Regions from separate parts of the Homo sapiens genome. Here region 1 is linked to region 2. A link is a loop called in an ENCODE intact Hi-C map of the cell type or tissue named here. Cell type or tissue: mammary epithelial cell. All regions are shown on one strand. Region 1 overlaps PNPLA5 (patatin like domain 5, triacylglycerol lipase). Region 2 overlaps PNPLA3 (patatin like domain 3, 1-acylglycerol-3-phosphate O-acyltransferase).

Region 1 (2,500 bases), 56 kb before region 2:
AGGTTGGTCTTAAACTCCTGACCTTAAGTGATCTGCCAGCCTTGGCCTCCCAAAGTGCTGGGATTATAGGCATGAGCCACCACACCCGGCCAGGAGGAGTATATTTCAATAGTTGTCAAATTATCTGTTTTCCAGAAATACCAAGGGGTAAAAAAACGCTTCCTTCATTTTTTTCTTTGCATTTGTGCCTTGCCTCTACAATGGATGGTCAATTTGGCCACAGTCAAGGACGGTGGTCAAGAGCATGGGCCTGAGCCAGCTCTAGGTCTGAATCCTGGTTTTGCTGCTTCCAGTCTGTGTGACTTTGAACAAGTTGCTTAACCTCTCTGAACCATAGCATCCTCCCCTGAGAAATGGAAATGATAACGGTACCTGCCTACAGACCCTGGCCCAGAGGAGCACAGGCAAAGGCCCTGCTCAAAGGCCAGCTAAGCAGAGTTGGCGTGAGTGTGTCCCATTGACATGGGGCCAGTCCTCATTCATCACTGGCTCAGGGCAGCAAGAACAGTAAGGACACAACTGAACCCCAAGCTTAGGATTCAGGTGTTTGGCTGTGAGACTCGGGACATGTGTTGTAACTGCCTTCAGGCTCGGGGGGCAGTGGGGGTTAGGAGCACACAGAGTCTGACTCACGGGGCCCTTGACCTTGGCCAAGCCTCTAACACCATCACAGGGCCAGACCTACCTCGAGGCTGGGGGGTATGAGACATATGAGCCCCAGGAAGAAGTTCTCAGTGGAGATTTGGAAGCTGAAGTTGAAGACGTTCAGCTCATGCAGGTTGGGGGAGGTGCTCTGGGGGCAGATGTCCACTGTCCCATGGAAGGGCGACACCGTGATGGTGGAGGGGCAGTCTGCAAAGGGCAAGTTGTTGCTCAGAGCCCCATCGATGTAGCGCTGCAATTTGTGGGGAGCAGGTGGGTGGTGCTGCCCTCTCAGAGGGCCTCCCACACTGGCTGCAGCCGGTGACCCTCCAGCTGTCCCTGAGTCACCAGGGCCACTCCAGCCCAGGAGGCTGAACGCCCCCCAGGAGCAGGGGGAGGGCCTGGCACACAGTAGGTGCTCAAGGAGCGCTGGTTTCCTCCACCCAAGCACCTCTCCACGGTGTGCACCCCAGGCTGCCCAGAGCACAGAACGGGGTTCCAGAGTGCACTCACCTCCCCTCTGAACTCGGGGGGGATCAGCCCGCAGTAGAAAGGAAAGTATAAGGTGCAGACCAAGGCCTAGGAAGAGAAGAGTCAGCAGGAACACAACTGTGCATGCTTCTTGCATTCAGAACCTTCCTAGGCACGGTTTCTAATCCCAACAGCCTGCAAAGGAGGTGTCATCAGTCCCACGTCCAGATGAGGGAGCTGAGGCATCACCTCCCAGCCAAGCTCTCCAAGGGAAGCAGGGATTGGAGCACCTCTGTCTTGACACCCACCTCCTCTTTCTGTGGGTGTGCAGGGAAGGAGGCCAGGTGCAGGCTCCTGAGGAAGCCAGCCGGGGACCCCAAAGAGTGGCCCAGACTCCTTGCCTGTGTAGCAGTTGGGATGGGGCCTGGCACATAGTAGGTGCTCAGTACACATTAGCTGCCGTGACTGTTATCAGTCTGTGGGAACAAAACTGTCACCTGCATCTCCATCTGGTCAGGGCCAGGATGGGTTCTGCACCTCCCAGAGAGAGTTGGGACGTTTCCAAGGGTTCCATGAGACAAAGTCCTATATTCAAAAGTTTGCAAGCTCTGGGTTGGTGGTTCTCAACTAGGAGTGATTTTCTCCCCTACAGGACACCTAACAATGTCAGAGACATTTTTGGTTGTCACACTGTGTGCCTGCACTTGAGCGTGCGCGTACACACTATTGGCAAATAATAGTGTCAGGGTGTATGTGAAGCATCTTTTTTAGACATCCTATTTCATTTCAATACTGGATGGTTCCTTACCTCCTTACTTGGAGATGAGTTCATTATCGATACCGCCTGCCCCCCAGAACCACTGAGCATAGAAGCCCCAGGAAGGCAAGGGTTTCTGTCTGTTTTGCTCCCTGTTACAGTCACAGTGCCTAGAATAGTGACTGGCACATAATAGGTGTTCAATAAATGTCAACCCACCGCCAAAAAGCGGCGGGAGGATGGAGTGGGGTGGAGGCTGGGGCTAGCCAGCTGCCCTCTGGAAAGAGCAGTCCCTGTGGGGGCCCTGACTCAGCAGCCTGACTCTGCCGGGCCCCAGCCAGACCCTTCTGTGTGCAGCAACCTGGAAAGTCTCCAGACCCACCCTGCCGACCCTCTCTGGGCCTCAGTTTCCTCACCTACAAACAGGTCCACCCGCCCTCCCTCCTTCCGCCCCTGCAGAAACGTCTGACGGGGAAGTACCTGGATGTCACTCTGGACTAGATGGAGCCCGCCCACCAGCCAAGCCCTGGGCACCCCCCGCCCCACACCTGGATGAGCTCATCGCAGGTGGCGAAGTCAGTGACCAAGAAGTTGCGTCCGTCAGGCCAGCGGGTCAGCGAAATGCCCAGC
Region 2 (2,500 bases):
GTGTTCACTCGAGTGCTGATGTGTCTGCTCCCCGCCTCCAGGTAAATACTTTGGCTGTGGGTGTGTGGGCCGGACGGGCACCTCTCTCATCTGATGAGGCCTCACACGACATTCTAGAAACAGCTGGCTGAACACCAAGCAAGGAGCTTGCCCTTGGGTGTGGGGACCCTGTCTCATGGGAGGCAGCTGAGTCAGTCAGAGGTCCTGGCACACCTGCTGAGAGCTGCCACCCAGGCCAACCTGAACCGGAGCCTGGGAAGACTTCCCGTCGGATGAGTCTCTTTGAGTGCAGCATTGATGGTGGAAGAGCAGAGAGGCCCCAGATAAGCAGGGAAAGGTGCTTCAGACAGAGTGGCTGGGATGAGGACTGGGGAGTGTCAGATAGCGCTGGCGTGTCTGAGCGAAGGAGCTCTGGCACCCATGGCACAGGAAGGAGGTGGGACCCTGGAGGGGCAGGGCTAGCAGAGCTCCTCGGAGCGTGTGGCTAGGTGCCTGGTAATGCAAGCCCCCTGTCCTCCACCCTCTGTTGTACTGAGTCACAGTCTCCGGGGTGAAGCCTAGCAGTCTGCGTTGACAGGCCCCAGGGGATGCCGCTACTTCCTGAATTCTGAATTCTGGAAACTGAGCCGGAGTTCAGGGCCTGGCTCCCATTACCAGGGTTGGGCGTTATCCTGAAAATCATAGGCCTTGGTTTCCTCACTTGGCTAACAGGGGTGATCCCCATCCCCTCAATGGGTTTCCGTGAGCTCCTGAGAGCCCGTAGCATGGTACTTGGCACATGCTGGGCATCAGGAGGTATGGCCTCTCTTGCTATTGTTGTTATTGGTAGACACAGAAGGATTTAAAAGTAGGGGAATGCAAAGATCCGATTTGCTAGGGAAGAGGGCAGTAGTGGCCAAGTAGAGGGTGGATCCTGGGCCCTGGCTGGCAGCAGGCAGCAAGGGGGGCTGCCAGGGCCCAGGCAGGGACGATCTGTAGACCGAGAGGCTTCCTAAGGCTCTTGGACAGGAGGAGGTGTCGGTTCCAAGCCTAAGGAGTGGGGCAGCCCTGGTGACTGGTGGTCAGTGGTGCCAGGCGGTGGGTGGTAGGACACCCTGGCAGGCAAGTAGGTTTGTGTGGGGGAAACTGATAGGCCCCTCCAGGGATTCGTTGGTGGACAACACCTGTGATGTCCAGTGGGAGGTGTCCAGGTAGCTGGGAGGGCCACAGGCTTGGAAGACCTAGGTGGTGACATCAGCCCAGCACTGAGGGCTAGAAGAAGCTGTGTCTCTGGCTGTGACGGCACCCTAGAGTGTGTGTGGTGCCCTCTACTGGCCGGCAATGTGGGTCCACCGTAGCTCAGACTGCACACTGCAGCAGCGGGAACGGCCTCTAAGCCAACTTCCTCCATGTGTTTCAGGTCCCAAATGCCAGTGAGCAGCCAACAGGCCTCCCCATGCACACCTGAGCAGGACTGGCCCTGCTGGACTCCCTGCTCCCCCAAGGGCTGTCCAGCAGAGACCAAAGCAGAGGCCACCCCGCGGTCCATCCTCAGGTCCAGCCTGAACTTCTTCTTGGGCAATAAAGTACCTGCTGGTGCTGAGGGGCTCTCCACCTTTCCCAGTTTTTCACTAGAGAAGAGTCTGTGAGTCACTTGAGGAGGCGAGTCTAGCAGATTCTTTCAGAGGTGCTAAAGTTTCCCATCTTTGTGCAGCTACCTCCGCATTGCTGTGTAGTGACCCCTGCCTGTGACGTGGAGGATCCCAGCCTCTGAGCTGAGTTGGTTTTATGAAAAGCTAGGAAGCAACCTTTCGCCTGTGCAGCGGTCCAGCACTTAACTCTAATACATCAGCATGCGTTAATTCAGCTGGTTGGGAAATGACACCAGGAAGCCCAGTGCAGAGGGTCCCTTACTGACTGTTTCGTGGCCCTATTAATGGTCAGACTGTTCCAGCATGAGGTTCTTAGAATGACAGGTGTTTGGATGGGTGGGGGCCTTGTGATGGGGGGTAGGCTGGCCCATGTGTGATCTTGTGGGGTGGAGGGAAGAGAATAGCATGATCCCACTTCCCCATGCTGTGGGAAGGGGTGCAGTTCGTCCCCAAGAACGACACTGCCTGTCAGGTGGTCTGCAAAGATGATAACCTTGACTACTAAAAACGTCTCCATGGCGGGGGTAACAAGATGATAATCTACTTAATTTTAGAACACCTTTTTCACCTAACTAAAATAATGTTTAAAGAGTTTTGTATAAAAATGTAAGGAAGCGTTGTTACCTGTTGAATTTTGTATTATGTGAATCAGTGAGATGTTAGTAGAATAAGCCTTAAAAAAAAAAAAATCGGTTGGGTGCAGTGGCACACGGCTGTAATCCCAGCACTTTGGGAGGCCAAGGTTGGCAGATCACCTGAGGTCAGGAGTTCAAGACCAGTCTGGCCAACATAGCAAAACCCTGTCTCTACTAAAAATACAAAAATTATCTGGGCATGGTGGTGCATGCCTGTAATCCCAGCTATTCGGA

The links. A loop is a pair of places that touch in the nucleus more often than their neighbours do. Peaks named below come from ENCODE experiments on the same cell type or tissue, not always from the same donor. Only the 100,000 strongest peaks of a DNase experiment are listed, where the experiment ranks them.
Region 1: a loop joins it to region 2, with 8 times the contacts of the local background. A loop is called at or near these places in 18 of 110 quality-filtered maps.

Annotation. Positions count from the first base shown.
Region 1 is chr22:43,888,644-43,891,143 of GRCh38, forward strand. It overlaps PNPLA5 (patatin like domain 5, triacylglycerol lipase), which reads right to left. Exons shown (of 9, transcript NM_138814.4): 2 at 2,419-2,500; 3 at 1,156-1,221; 4 at 686-895. Among named protein-coding and RNA genes, the nearest start is that of PNPLA5, 2.1 kb to the right of the region's middle. In mammary epithelial cell, a CTCF peak has its summit at 1,342 (motif pointing right); no DNase peak of the experiment used is centred here; H3K27me3 peaks cover 334 bases.
Region 2 is chr22:43,944,755-43,947,254 of GRCh38, forward strand. PNPLA3 (patatin like domain 3, 1-acylglycerol-3-phosphate O-acyltransferase) reads left to right here. Exons shown (of 9, transcript NM_025225.3): 8 at 1-41; 9 at 1,400-2,500. The coding sequence ends at 1,628. Among named protein-coding and RNA genes, the nearest start is that of SAMM50, 9.4 kb to the right of the region's middle. RefSeq lists enhancers at 1,056-1,215, 1,155-1,449. In mammary epithelial cell, CTCF peaks have their summits at 1,312 (motif pointing left) and 1,721; no DNase peak of the experiment used is centred here.